Linked DNA regions of Mus musculus: region 2 is linked to region 1. Evidence: chromatin contacts called from ENCODE Hi-C or POLR2A ChIA-PET data. All regions are on one chromosome and are shown on one strand. The core of a region is the stretch at or near the end of the contact, and the rest is flanking DNA. Distances in the headings are between cores, read along the strand shown.

Evidence for each region. Hi-C counts contacts between places; a loop is a spot of excess contacts on that map. ChIA-PET counts read pairs that join two places held with the same protein, here RNA polymerase II (POLR2A).
Region 2: a map of heart shows a loop between it and region 1 (2.0-fold over the local background). The contact joins the enhancer-like site here to the promoter of Ptgfrn in region 1. A Hi-C loop is called at or near these places in 5 of 37 maps with a recorded cell type or tissue (heart and left cerebral cortex). POLR2A ChIA-PET finds 5 or more read pairs at or near these places in 4 of 5 experiments (Patski and embryonic stem cell).

Annotation. Positions count from the first base shown.
Region 1 is chr3:101,105,615-101,113,355 of GRCm38, forward strand. Ptgfrn (prostaglandin F2 receptor negative regulator) reads right to left here and starts at 4,552. Exons shown (of 9, transcript NM_011197.3): 1 at 4,478-4,552. The coding sequence starts at 4,526. It overlaps Gm52612, which reads left to right and starts at 3,352. Exons shown (of 1, transcript XM_030252967.1): 1 at 3,352-6,126. The coding sequence starts at 4,296. The coding sequence ends at 4,937.
Region 2 is chr3:101,066,012-101,073,752 of GRCm38, forward strand. It overlaps Ptgfrn (prostaglandin F2 receptor negative regulator), which reads right to left. Exons shown (of 9, transcript NM_011197.3): 4 at 6,799-7,179. Among named protein-coding and RNA genes, the nearest start is that of Gm52612, 39 kb to the right of the region's middle. Within about 2 kb of position 4,345, at least 1 of the 3 ENCODE cell types and tissues checked has a DNase peak (open chromatin) inside an H3K27ac peak, as active enhancers do; it is heart, where a contact is called at or near this core.

The DNA.
Region 1 (7,741 bases), core at 3,302-5,801:
ATATCACTGACAACTACCGCTCCTATCCAGCAGGCTAATAAGAATAATTATAGCCAGGGCAGGCATTAATCAGCTTGGCAGATACAGGAATTCTGTTAACAAGACTGAAATAAGTGCCAAGAAATCTCTGAAGACCACAGCACTTCAAAGGCTGTTTAAGCTAGAGGGATTCACGCGTGTTTCTCCTGCGAGCCTTCCTCCTGACGCGGTGCCCTGTGGAGCAGCAACAGGCTTTGTCTGAGCCCCATTCCTCTGAGCGGGCAATGAGGACCTGCAAGGTTGCAGGTTGTCACATCTGAGAGGTGCATGCTGACACCATTACTCCCTTCTGCATTGCACCTGGGCCACACACACACCCCTGATCCTATTTTTAATTCCAGCTTTGTATTCTGACCACGATCATCTTTTCTTCATCTAAATCTCAAACAATGGGCAGCACACGGGCACAGTGAACAACGGTCAGCTGATCCTTAGCACCCGCGGGATGGAGTCCTGCTATGACTGAACATGTTGTTTCACAACTCTGGGCACCTAGTTCCTCATCATCTATAAGGAGAAAATAACTGAGCCTTTCCCAAGATCTGAATGACTGACAGATCCTGACTCTCAAGTGACAGCTACTGGTGCCCTGTATCTGCTAGGTGCACAGAGGCCTTACAGAAGCCACCAGAGAAGAACAAGGCTGAGGGTGAGGCTCAGTAGTAAAGTGTACAAGCTTCCAGTTCATTCCTTAGCACCACCAAAAAAAAAAAAAAAAAAAAAAAAAAAAAAAAAAAAAAAGACGAAGTTTATCTTGTGTCATGCATCCTCCATGAAACTCCTTGGTGTCTCCAAACCCCAAATCCATCCTTCTGTTTTCCACGGTAGTTGGCAGATGGCTGCCAGGTTTCGCTGTGTTCTCTAGCTTCCCTTGCAGCTAGTGTGACATGGAACTAAATTGTCTCCAATGGAATACACACAGAAATGATGTCACTTCCAGGCTTTGCCCATGAAGTACCCATTATAATATCCAAGCTGTCTCCCTCCTTTGTGGGGCTGGAAAAGTAAGGATGACAGATAAAGTGATCCTGAAAACCAGGATGGGCACCAACCTGGGACCAGAGGGCTGTGTGAAAGAAGGGCCTACCCAAACTCTCCCTCAGAAGCACTTCACTGTTGGGGGCACGGGGGAGGGGATGATCCTACTGTTTGAACCACTGCGCCAGAACTGTGCAATTAAGGCAGAACAGCCTACCTAATTAGCATAATACCCTTTTACAGCAATTGAATTTGAAAATATAGGTGTGATACTTTTGTCATTTAAAAGCGATCTTAGCAGATTTGCATTTTTAAAAAAGATGTAGAGAATCTATTAATGACTCTCATGGCTACCCACAAATAATAAAATAAGAAAAGGACATACCCATCTATATGTGCTCAGTTAGTCAAACACATCCTATGTATGAGAGTTGTACAGCCTAATATTAAGAGAATAGAGAGAGAGCAAGACCAATGGGGTCCTGCCTCTGGAGGACAATCAGGTAGGGATGTAAGACTTGGGAACAGGAGCCATGGACATAAGACAAAGGCTGCCTGGCCACCTATAAGGAGCCAAAAATTCACAATTCAGACCACTTCACACCTCCCCTAACACCCCCTACCTCACCAGTCATCTTTCTCTCCCCCTCCTCCCCCTCCTCCCAACTCATGGAACAACTCCGGTGCCATTTCTGAAGGAGCAGTGCACTTCACTCACCCACACTTTATGCTTTTCCCCAGAGCCCTGGGACGCTCGTCTATCCTTTCTTCCAAAATCCCAATTATTCTCAAGGCTCAGCTCATATGTCACCTCTTAGGTAAAAGCAACTCCAAACACCAAGTCAAAATGAACCCCTTCCTTCCCGCTTCCCCCCCAGTGCTGAGCTGGGGTCAAGAAATACACTGTTTTTACCACTGTCTACAACAGCCCAGTCAAGCACCCAGTGAGGTGCTATACCTTGGTCACTGCCAGCTGGGTCTGAGTGAGTCTGGCCCACTGGTCGGGGCTTAGTGAGAAAGCTTCAAGGAAAAGTGAGCCTCAGAGGCAGAGGGACTTAGACAGGGAAGAGAGGGGGCAGGCAGGCTAGAAGGCGCAACAGATTCCGTGAAGAGTAGCAAACAGGTGCTTAGAATGAAATCTCTAAAGCAGAAAGAGGAGAAAGCAAACACAAGAAAAGTCACAAGAGCTCAATGCACACTGGTGCGAACCCCGAAATCATCCATTAGGAAAATGGTGACCTTAGAGGAGAGCAGGAGAAAACCGGTCAGGGAGGAGTCAGAAGTTGTCTTCGTGAGGAGCCTCCAAGGCCTTGGCTACAACAGGGGAAACACAGTATGGGGGAGTGGGGTGTGGGGCTCGCTCAGAAGGATGGACACAGTCTGAACTTGTGCTTGGGAAAGCTACAAAACAAAGGGCTGGGGTTCAGGCGAAGCCCACAGAGGGGTTACCATACAAGTAGCAGTGACTTCACGATTCCATTCCGGCAGCAAGACCCAAGGGAAGACCATCTTGCCTATCAACACACTCCACTTCCAGGCTCAATGGATGTGGAAAATGATGCTACACTGGGAAGCTGCTTCAGAGGTCAGGCTGAAGCTGCACCTAGTGAGGTACCCAGGGGCAGAGTTTGTAGATGGCACATCAATGGTTCAGAGAATTGCTAGGTGAATCTGCACAGGGCAGTCACAGTCACATCCAAAAGTCTTTAAGTCTCATCAAGGTTGGATGCACGGGTATACCACCATGATTCATTCCCCAAGCTGTGCTTTCCCGACCCTGGGCTGCTGGCTGTGGTTTGTTTATTCACTTGGTCTGAGGGATGGAATCCAAAACCTGGCAAAGATAAACAAGCACAGAGCTACAACCCTAGGCCCCCAAGGGCATCCTTTTTAAACTTCTACCTCACGCTACCCTCTCAACTGGTACATCCACAGACTACACACTGACCACTCTAGGGAGAGTCAGTCACATAAACCACAAAGTGAGTAGCAGATGGGAGTGGTGCCCCAGGAATCTGTGCAACCATAGGCCATGGCCCTGCCTGACCCAGACGTATAAGCCAATTAAATGGTGGCGACTGTCCCCAGCAATATGCAACAAATACACAACTTGCAAAGACTGATGCCTGGCAGATCAGAAACCACAGAAGACTATTGGATGTTTTCTGTACATGGGTTGTGGCTGGAGAATTATGTCTAGGGGAGTTCTTAGAGGGAGTCATTTCCAGAAAACCCCTCGGAGGTGAAGTATCACAGTAGCAGCCAGAAAGGCTAGTTCACAGGCAGCCAGGACTCATGGGGAGCTGGGACAGTAAAGTCCTAATGCCAGCAGAAGGGGAGTGGTGGCAGGAGGTCCCCACGGGGATCCTCACACCATCAGAAGTGCAGTCATTTAGCCCCTGTGCAGCTGAGGCCAGGCTGGGATAGGCAACACACACCACGTGCTCTGGGAAAGCTTGAGATACATCGTCTGCAGGGGCTTGGAAGGGAACCCAGGGCTGGGTCTGGAATTCTGCTTGTCCTAGATGCCACTGGTCACAGGGAACCACGCATATAACCACACTTGGGGATCTGCCTTCCTGAACCAAGGCAGGCATTAAATAAATACATCAAGTGGCTGGTTAAGATCACCCTGTGTATCTATGTGAAGATGGTGTCTGTGTAAGGAGTGAATGGAAAATGGAGGGGGGGGGAGCCCAGGAAAGATTCCTTAGGTGGGTGAGGGGATACTGGGCCAAACCACTGAGAGACACCAAGGGTTTCCAGAGGGTAAAGGAGAAGGGGGCAGTAACGAGGGAAGTAACAGGTAGAAAAGTTGGAAAAGCTGGGCTCTCGGGTCTTTGTGTATAAATCCGAGCCTAGCTAGCTTCAGGAGACGCTGGAAGGCAACACTGAGGCAGATTTGGCTAGATGGCAGGGATGGTACAAGACTGTCACAGTAACGCTGGGCTACCCAGTGACCTTCGTGGAAGGAAGTTGGATTCTCTTGCTTCCCTGGAAAAGCAACTCAGCATGGGCTAGCGAATGAAGAGCGATCCCGACCGGCCTCGGCTATGGCGGGACACAGCAAAGGCTCACATTTCCGCCCAGCCGGGTACGCGGGCCGGGGCCGCCCGCACCTTCCGGGGCCGGGAGTTCAAGGTGAGCCCGGCTCACGGTGGCCAACAGGTAGAGAGCGCTGTGGGAGAACCGGCCACGAGCCACTCCCCCGGCACACGTGAGGACCCGGCTCGGTCAGGCCGGGCGGCTCCGGCTACTGGGAGCGCGGGCCCAGGAGGATGTGCACCGGGCTCAGATCGGCCCCACATCGCTCCCCGCCCGGCCGGCGGCCCGGCGCTCCGGATCCCGGTCTCCCGGGAGCCGCCCCGGGCGCCCCGGGTGCCCCAGGCCCCGAGCGGCAGCCGCGCCCCCCCGGGACCCAGCGCCCCACCGCGCCCCGCCGCGCCCCACGCGCACTCACCCAGCGACAGGAGCGCCAGCAGCAGCGGCCTCGGCGCCGGGCGCCCCATGCTCGGCCGGCGGGAGCGACTCTCCGCCTCCTCCTCCTTCCCCGCCGCCGCTCCTCCTCCTCCTCCTCCAGCTCCGGCTGCTCCAGAGTCGGCTGCTCCGCCGGGCCGCGCGCCTGCTCCGCTCTCCCCGCTGGCCGAGCGAGCCCAGCGCCGGCGCGGACGTGCGCACCTGGCTCGTCGCGGCCCTCCTCCTCCTCCTCTCCCGCCCTCCGCCAGCCGCCGGGCCCCGGAGCCGGCCTCGCCGATCCCAGGGCGCAGCAACCCGGACCGCCTCCCGAAAGCAAAAGGGAAGAGCCGTGGCGTCCGCCCGCCCGCGCCTCCCACCCGGCGCTTTGCCAGCAACAAACACAAACTTTCCCAAGCCCCTCCCCGCTCCAGGTAACGGAGGAGGCGCTGGGGCCACCCGCTTAAAGGGGAGGAGACGCCCGAGCCCACTCAGCCTTCCCCTCGGGCCCCCAGCCCTCGAAAAACTTTCCTCCGACCTTTAAAAGTTGGCCTGGAAGACTTGTCTGGAAACCTCATCTTTTGGGCCCTATCCCGGGACGCCCGGCATTCCTTCGCGGTGGAATCCCCACGAGTGTCTCGCAGCCAGCAACCCACACGTACACCCTCTGGTCTCCAGCTAAGCATGCCACCAGCCACCTGCTTAGCCCTTGCTAAAAATAATTACACAGATAGGAATGAAAGAGCTTCAAAGGCAGTGAATTCCCACCCCCTCATGGTCCAGAGGCCTGATGTGCTTGGGAGAGTTGGCAAGGGACTCTCAGCCAAGCATCAAATTCAACAAGGCTCTCTAACCCACCACCCTGTAGTTGGGTGGGCCTGCCTCCTTCCTGGCCCACCTCCCTCCTCTCCAGGGTCCCTGTGGTACTAATTAGAACAACTTCCAACTAAGGTACCCATAAAAGAAAAGAAAAAAAAGAAAAGAAAAGAAAAGAAAACCCACACCATCTATTATTAGCCGTAGTGCTTCAAATGGTATGTCTGCCGCCTGAGACTATATTCATTGCTTTAAGTGGACACAACTGGGTTTCCATTAAAGACTCTTTTTCCTCCCACAATAGAGTTTTGTGCTTTGGATTTGAATACAAAAGACTCCACAGCTCTGGGGGGAAAATCAGCGTTCCTTGTTTAAAACGTCCCAAGGATGAATCAGACATTCAGAAAGGCTCACTGGTATCCAGTGACCCCCTCCGTCGCCCGGGCCTTTCATTAATATATGTAAAACAAATCACAGATGTTCCTGGGGAAACTGCCTTCTCTGGTGCAGAACATTAAGCTTGTTCTGATTTCCACAAGCGTTTCTCGTTTCTGCCAACTGACATGCGACTGACTGGCCAGGTGTGAACCCTTCCGAAAGAGACTCCTAAAATTGTATTCCCAGCCAGGCGTGGTGACCTCCACTGCACTCTGTAGGTAGAGGCAGGATGGGCTCAAGGTCATCCGTCCCTGGCTTCAAACAGAGATCAAGGCCGGCTTGGGCTACAGGAGACCCTGTTTCAAAAGACCAAAATAAACAAATTCCTGGTGGTTCAACAATGGAGGTTTACTTACTGTCACAAAGTGGTAACAATTAAACAGAGATAAAATGGTATGGTAACTTTGGTGTTGAGTATATTTCCCCCTCAATATTTTTTTTCTTTTAATTTCTGTCTTGCCACCAAGCCTTTCCCAGAGTTTCCCCCACCCCTATCCATGTTCCTGTTGTTCTTTTTCCCAGAATTTCTGTAGGAAGGTCAATTTTCTTTTGTTTCTTTCCATTCTATCAAGCCTGAATATGAGCCTCATGTTAAGTTTTGAAATATGCTGGAACTACGGGAAAACGTAAGGCCTGGCTCTTCCAGCAGCTCAGCCTTCAGCTCATCAATCTTTCCGGGTTCTGACCACCCAGAATGCTTAACGTCTGGCCTGCACATTTTGGCACTTGATCACAGTCAGCTCAGCACACTATGTATACTGCTTCCACCTCTGCCTAATAACTGGAGGATCTAAGAGGCGGACACATTGTCAACTTGCATCCCCTCCTCACTGGAGAGGAGTTCTGTGCCCTTTGTTTAACAGACAAAAATCTGGACCTTGGAAAGCCTTCCACATGCAGTCAGAGAAGAGACTCTGAGCTAGACCCTGGAACTGCAGCCCTGGTGAGTCAGTTGCTGCCAGTGCCCATAGCCTACAGGGTAATTTAGTGGGTGTGGCAGCAAGTGCAAAGTCCAGTCACGACCCACCCAGGAAGCAGTCAGTACTGGAGACGTTTTTCACTGCCTTCCCCAAAGCTTAACTGTATAGTAAGTCAGGCAGTCCAGGAACTCACTAGATGGAACCTACATGGAGGGACTTACAGTAAGTGTACACATAACATGATGGAAGGGGGAGGGGAATCATTCTCTCCTCCCATCTCAGCACCCAAGTATTATTAAACTAATGGGACATTTTATAATCACGGTAATAACTGTGGTGAGCAACTGAACTGGTAGGAATAAATGAGACTATCCAGGCAAGGCAAGTGCAAAGAAGGCTTAAGTGGATCCAGGCTGTCAGCTGACTGATTGGCAACCAGTCAGCTGTTATCATGAGAATCCACAATGAGCCACTGATGTAGCAGAAAATAAGCACAAATTAATGACAGCAGGCACTTGGTCCTATTACCATCCCTTGCGCTTACTACCAATAGATACAATGTTTCCGACTAGGAAGCACCGCACCTGCCACAGAGGCCCACAGTAGCTCCATTCATCTTCGTGGGACAGGCATTTATTTGCCAGTGAGTAACTTTCTACACAAGTAACCCTCTTGCCCCAACCTGTGGTTCTGTTTGGTTCCTGTACAGGTTTGCCAGAGGCAACAAGACTCACTTTCTAGTAATCCTAATTAACCCTCCCCCACCCTCAAGGTGGATGAACCCAACTTGGGTTTCACTCAGCGACCATCAAGGGCACCAGTCCCAACCACCCTTTAACCACCTGATAATAAACATCTGTTTGCAGCCATGGCCTTTGAATAGCCTACAAAGGTCCTCACATTCCCTCATCTGAAACAGGTTTTCCTACTGAAATTCAGCAAAACAAAACAAAACAAAAACACTGTGTGGTTTCACTTTGAGAATGAAAGTCTTAAAATGTTCCCAAATAAATGAGTTAACCAATTTTTCTTAAGACTCATCCAGATGTGGTAGGTTTACCCTGTTCCTGCCAACAGCCTATACATGGCCTCCAAAT
Region 2 (7,741 bases), core at 3,095-5,594, 40 kb before region 1:
AACATTCACATCTGAGTCTAAGATGCTCCCTTTGGCACTATAAGAAAATGATTCTGTGGACTTCTTGTGACTGCTCTCCTGCTCCTGTTACAGCTAGCCTTAGCTTCACCTCCACCACAAACAGCCCCAGACCAAATGCACAGAGAGTGGATTCTTGGCTTGTGAAAGGACAGAGTGCGGGTTCCTTCGAGTAGTCAGCCACACCTCTGCGAGTCAATTTCAGATGAACACTCCCAGAGAAGACAGGCTGCCGCTTATGACATCAGAGGGAAGGGAGTGAGGACTCGGAGCTCTGTTGTTTGTTTTGTGCATGGGCAGAAGATGACTTTTTATGTTGCTTTATAATTGTAAGCGTGGTTTGTAGAGGGTGTGTCTTTCTCTAGGCTTCTGACACACACCCTTTTCTTTGTTGCTTTACCTTGGCAACACAGAATGCCTCCTCTGAACTCCCTGGGCACACTGTCAAATATCCTCACTTCTCAGTCACAAAGTGTTCAGCAGAGATCTTACCACCTGCCAGGCCCCTCAATCTCTGGAGATTTTACTAGAACACTGCCTTAAACTTCTGTTATTTGTATGTACAGCTCATGGAATCTTCTAGGACTTTTTTCAAGGCTACTCAGAGCATCTCTCTGCACATGCTATGCATAAAGCACCTTCTATATCAAAGATATTAGCATACTGGCTGAATTGGACTAAATTTAATATTTTGCATAAAAATGCTCATTTCGGGCGTAGTATTTCAGCACTGATTACTGCTACATTCTGCCTGGTCTCATCAAGAAATCAGCTAAGGACGCAAGGAGGGTTATGTCTGAAAATGCTCATCAGTTAAGATGCATCCTCAAGTACTCAGTGGTAAGTGGTATCTGGAGGCTGCTGAGGTACGACCTGCCTGCAGTTCCAGCATGTGAGAGGCAGAGGCCAGAGGGTGCTGAGTTCAAGGCCAGCTGGGCTACAAAGGGAAAGAGCTCCTGTCTCGCAGAAGAAAAGACATGGCCTCTCGAGTATGCTTTATGCTCTTGCAGATTAAAAAGTGTATGTGAGCGCGCACATGCGTGCATGTGAGCGAGCGAGTGTGTGTGTGTGTGAGAGAGAGAGAGAGTTGAAATCAGATAAGTAAGATACTTGCAGTTAAAGCTGGTGATTATTTCTTCTGCAAATGTTTGTAAATTTGTTTTGAGAAGCTGAAAATAAACACCCACCCATGCTATCTATCAGCTCTCTCGGAACACGGAGCCGTGTCAAGCTGAGCGCCAAGAGCATGTGAGAATTCGGGCCTGCTTTCTAATCTGGGTACCAGGTCCACACCTGCTCTGACACTCTCTCTCCAAAGCTATAGACTCGCAGGTGACCCTCCTCCGAAGAGAGACTCCACTACAAACAGGGATCACTAAATGCCTTTCTCCAAGTTTTCCAAACAGTGAAAACCTTGAGAATGACTGGCTACGTTACAGACCACAGTATTTCCTGCCTACTGTTTCCAGGGTGCCTGCTTTTCCTAGTGTGTCGGCGAGGTATGCAGACACCCTTCACTTACTCTGACAAGTCTATAAAGAAGGTATATAGCTTATCCCATTCTGCAGTAACAAGAGTGACAATCAGCATTTTCGGAGGGCTTTCTAGATGCCAGGCAGCAGGCCATAATACTTTCTTGGAATTTGGCTTAACTCTCCCATGTTATAGGATTAGTATTATCTTTGTGTATGTTTCAAATGACAAACAAAAATGAAGCTCAGGAAGCTAAGTTAGAGAATTTCTGCATAGAGTGTGAGCAGAATTGCATGGGAGAGCTTTCTATCTAGGTCATCTGGCTCCCAACCCAGACTACCTGGACAGGCTCATCCCACCCCTGGGGTACCAAGCTTTCTTGGCCTGCTCCCTCCCAGAAGTTCAGAGTGATGCTATCAGAGAAGCTCTGACCCTGCTCCCCAGGCACACATGCTGCATTCCAGGAGGGCATGTTTTAACCCCCTCTCTCCAACTGTAACCTTGTATAGATAATGTGGGAAGGGCAGGGTTAGAAAGACCAGGAGGAGCACTCCACTTTCCAGGCACTTGCCACGGTCAGATACTCCAAGAGTTAGCACACTCATCTGTATAATAAAGACTCTCATATTTAAACAGAGATGGCTACAAATTAAGTCCTGTGATGGGGGTGGGGTGGGAGGGATAGCTCTGCAGAGTCCAAGAGGAACAATTATCATGACAGAAGTCAGCATTAGCCATCTCAGAGCAATACGCAGTTCAGATGGCCTGCCTCAGCTCCCTTCATCCTCATTCACTCCTCTCAGAGAGGGCCAGGAATATCCAGAGCACAGGAGGAAGGGCTGGCTCTAACCCTTGCACCTCTTGGGAATTCGACGTCCATTTTCCTACACACATTTTCCTGATTCCTCCATGCTAGTTTGGTTCCTGAATGCATGAGTACTCCTACGTCCTAGCTGGCTAACAAGTTGGTGAGGGAGACCCTTAAGCACTAATAAGTCACCACCAACACCAAGGAAAGTACCAGGGATGTAACTGGGAGGCGCCGGGCCAGGTTGATGCACTCCCATTAAACCAAGAATGCCGAAACCGACAAAGCAGACTCCACTACTCCACCGGTTTTCTGGAATAATCCTGGACAGATACAGGCAATAGCCATGCTAAAAACCACCATATATCTAACCAGGATGTCTGTCCTACAGACGGCCCAGAACACCGGAGTGTCTACCAAGTGCTTAGCAGGTTAACAGCTCCTTTTAAAGAAGAAAGTAATTACCTTCCTTGCTGGCACACTGCTGAAGAGATGCCAGTTCTCCAGTGGTGAAGAATGCAAATCCACTCTCAGGACTGACCAGCAGAGCTCAGCCCTGCCCCCTCCTGCTCTTGTGCCTCCTCCTGCATCCTGAGCCTTAGGAGCCCTCTCTAATTAACAGAAGTCTGGTACTTCGGGCAGAGAGCTCAACCATAAACTGATTAGTAACCAACTCCTGCCAAGGGCTCGTTTAAGACATTTGATAGCACAGAGAGATGGCTTAAAATGTGCAGATTAACTGGCCATTCCGCTTGGCTCTCTGTTTCAGCCATACACTAAATTGGATCAACACAAAGCAACATTTGTTTCCTGAAGCAATTCAAGTTCTTTCGAGAGAGAAACTCCTTTCCACACTTACAATTCACACCCTCATCTCTTAGAGAGCATGGGTATAAGAAACATACATTTGAACAATCACTGAAGGCCTTTGGTAAAAGAACAGTTGTGGGCACTAGCCATTAAATTATCCACTGCCCCCACCTCCACCCCAAAATGAAAAAAACATGGGATAAATTCAGTGCCAAGAAAAAGTTTGCCTCTCCAAAAGTTTATGTTTTCTTTCTCAGACAACTGGATAAGAACATCTCTTTTTGTCTCGCCTTCAAAACTCTACAAATTTGGTGCTCAAATGCAGCAACAAATTCATGCCAACCACTCAACTAACTCATCCCAAGCAATAACTGCTCTTGGATTCTCTTTGCCTCTTTTGATCTTGATTATTTCTTTATGTCTGTTGCTTTGTTCTTCATTTTGCAAACCAACTAGAGCTTTTCCTTCTTCAAAGAGGAATACAAATCTTAGCAAAAGGCCTTTCTCTCACCTTCTTACAAAAATTCACCAGATCCTCCCACCCTGCTGCAAAGGGTTGTTCATTTCTCAGACCATCGATAGTAGGCCCATGTAAGACAATGGGCTAAGACAGTTCCCACCCCGTCATCAACTGGGACAACAGGAACAGCCCATCTTTAGGACTTGGGACTGGTTGTCTCAGGAGGTAGAGCTGACTTCCAAGGCCAAAGACATTCCCCATACACGAAGACAATGCCTAGGACAGATTCAACTAAAGCCACAATTCTAAGCCATCCCAGACAAGAAACCAGAATTAGCCAATGGGGGAAGAGTCTCCTTCCCAAAGATGATCATAAGCACTTCCCACCTGACCATTTAATACATATAAAGTTCTCCGTCAGGGCCTGGAAAAGGTGTTCAATAAATGGTAATTAGAATTCTCAATGTGTCAAGTGCAAAACCAAGTGCTGCATCACATGGGCACGAGGATCCCACTCTCTAAGAGACAACAGTCCACATCACCTACCTAGGATGACCTCTATACTTAGCAGGTCAGCTGTGTTCCTGGCTTTGTGTGTGTGTGTGTCTGTGAGTGTGTGTGTGTCACATCTTCATTATCTTATACAGGCCCGAGTTGTATTTGATGGCATGCACAAATTACATTTCTAGAGAAAACATGTAGGGTCAGTCAGCTGCCTCAGTTTCTGGGCAGAGAATGCAGTCTGCAGACTGTGACTAAAGGCCTGTGGCTGTACTCAGGCCCGACTCGTCTCCTGACAAGCGTCCAAGCAGCTGCAAACCATGAGTCACAGAGACCGGGGTGAAGGCTTAAGAGGAAGACAGAGAAGAACACAGTTGTTTTTATAATGTTTACACTCCTGGTGAGCTCACAATTATGCAAGGGCCTCTGCATACTCTAAGCCACGGTCATGCCTGCATACAGTTCTGGGTTTGGATGCATGGGTTTTACGCTATCTATATGTTGGGGCAGGCCTAGTCTGTGTAAAGCACACAGAAGCTCTGGGGCTCCATGCATGCACTGGAGATGTGCACTCATGTCTTTCACAATGGCACCGGCACTCTGCAGGAAAACGAGTGGCAGGACCCTTAGGATAATCAGGGAGTCTTTCCCACAGTTTAGCCTCTTTATTTCCCCTCAGTCTCTGGAGAACACGTCACCAACAAATCCCTTCAGTTACAAAGCCCGTTCCCTCCCAGAGCTTGCCCCTGATGTCTGACAGTGCCTGTACTTCCCCCAGGGTATGTGGGATCAATACACCAGGACTTCAAAGAAACCCTCAGAATTGGAGTGCAGGCAGAATTTTCACAAAAAAAAAAAAAAATCCCAGAGCTAGGACTCAGAAGTTGGAGGGGGCGGGGAGGGGAGGAAGCCAGAGTGGGGATTTGACAGCACCACACAATGCACCAGGATCAGAGCTGTGAGACAGATTCAACTCCAGAGATGAAAACTCTTCTCTTGGTGCTGACAACATCTGTTTTATTTTGAAGGTTGCTAAGGAGAGTCCTGGCTGGGCCAACATTGTTCCAGCCCAGGACTTCACAGAGCGCCTCGGAGCGCAGGCTCCTGACTGCAGGAATGAAAGCAGATAAGCCTGCTCCTTTCGCTCTTTAGATATCAAAGCCCCACTTTGCTCACAGGGCTACCACCCCCCCCCCAGTCTCAGTCCCAACTAGCCTTTCCCTACCGCTTACTCTCTAAGGATGCTTTCCCTTGCACCGTACTACCATTCACAAGTTCCCATCCATTTCTTAGGGACAGACAGACAGGGAGTGCACCCTTGAGCCAGCATAGGACCTCTATATAAGACAGAGAAGAATTCCATAGGAGCTGGAGACATGCACATGTAGGAGGAGGGTTAGCATCAGACAGAGGATGAAGTCTTTTACTGCCCTTTAAAGATCAGTGTTGCCTCCTTAATCAAAGACAAATCAAGTGTCTTTGTCAGGGCTCAAAGCCCTGTGAGGGCAGTGAAGAGCTGACCATAGGCTGACCACTGTGGAAATGAAGCAGGTGGGGAGCCAGCCACACCCCACCAGCCCCTCCCACCTAAGCTGAATTGAATGATCAAGGCCATTACCACCCTTGAACAAAAGGAGCTACTACACATTCCTCCCCATGGTCAGATGCATAAGAAAAAAGACCAGGGGCACTACAGGAAAGAGATCAGGTCAAAGCCAGCAATCTCATGTAAGACATGGTAGGATCACATAGATGACAAAGCAGGGATACCAAAGAGCAAGCAGGATAAAGTGGGCACAGCAGGGAGAACACAAATGACAAAGTGAACACAGCAGGAAGGACACAGATGACAAAGTGAGGACACCAGGGAGCACATATGACAAAATGAAGACTTCCCAGGGAGCACACATGAAAACGTGAGACATACACAAGGGAGCACATACATAATGAAGGAGGGCTTACCTGGCAGCACACAGCACACACATTACAAAATGAGCACTCTCCAGGAAGCACACATGATAACGAGATGACAATCTATCAGAGGACATAGGACAAGTAGAACACAGCCACAATCACATATGTGATAAGGAAGGGCGCTCCAGGGATCACATACATGACAAGCAGGATGACACAGTGAGGATACCAGTCACGTTCCCATGTTACAAGCTGCTATAAAGCATGGGGTGAGGTGACACCTCCACTCCTCCACCTGGGGCAGCTCCAGGACTGGGAGCCTGAGGAGAGACAGGGAGGAAGATGGCCCCTACTGTAAATGATATTTGCAGTTAAAACTACCAGGGGCTTCCAGTGCATCAAGGGTAGAAAACATTCGCCATTAGCTGGAGGAGTGGCTGCTCTTTCTCATTGAGCTTTAGGGAGCCCTAGCCCAGGGCAGAAATACCCAGGAGTCTAAGTAAAGAGAAGAGAATGGCTGTCTCTGTAACAAAGCCACTGCAGAGCCATTCACCTCAGTTCTCCCAGGCAGACACTCTCAACAACAAAGAAGCCACTTCCTCCAGCAGGGGCATGGAGACAAACACCACCCATGCTTGCCCTTGCTGGCCACACTGCTGCAACCCATCCGGCTTCCTTATAGCTGGGAGCTCAAGGACACTTGTCTGAGCCACACATCTACATGGGGCAGAATGCCCAGCACACCACACACTTCCTGAGTGCAGGAAGGATTAAGCAGAGAAGCTAAATGGCATTCCTCAAGCTACTTACTCACCTAGCCAGGTCACGCTTACACCAGACGGGGCAGACATGGCCTCTGCCACCTTGTGCCAGCTCCTGTTGTGTCCAGGAGCCCAGAGGGCCACAAGGCAAAGATAGTAGCCCGAGTTTTCTTTGCTAACATCTCGCACCAGTAGATGGTAAGAGCGGGTATCCACGTGACTGAGAGCAACGTGTGGTGAGCTGTGGACCAGGGAATCACGGTCAAGCCGCGCCAGCATGTGGGAGGCAAGTAAAGAGGTATCGGGTGTCTTTTTGAAGTACCATGTCACCTCAGGCCGGACATCATCCACACGGTCTGTTGTGATGTTGCAAGAAAGATCCAGGTCCTTTCCTTCAGTCACAGACACTGTCCTGGGCACGGCCAGTTGCAGAGCTGGAAGAGGAAAAACAAGCCCATCGAGTGATCGAGTGACGCGTGTCCCCTCTCCTCCCTTCTCCTTACCTCCCTCATGGTCGCCCCTTTAGGTTGATTTATGGTGTTAAAATTAGAAGGCTTTGTACAGTTGAAAGTGCTAGAGGAATAGTTAATGAATAAATTCATGACACACACTAAATTGGTGTTGGAAAAGAGCAACAAAGAACACCAGTAAAAATCGCCTATGGCTTTTGTGTACTTATTGTAAGTAGATTCTGAGAATAACAACAGGGGTGGGTACTATTATGGTCATTTACCGAAGCGGAGGCGGAAGCACACAGTAGCTCCAGGTAGAGCCTCCCTAGCATCGCTGGCTCCAGCATCCTGGGGGCGGGGTGAAAACTTCTATGCTGATGAGCCAGGAAAGTGAAACCAGACAATTTTCCTAGTGATTCAGCCCTTCACAACGTGATGTATGTAGACTACAGTTCCTTCACAGTACGACGTATGTAGACTATCATTTTCTTAGACACACCTGGCTAAACCTCAAGCAGGAGACACACACTGAACCCCAAACCCA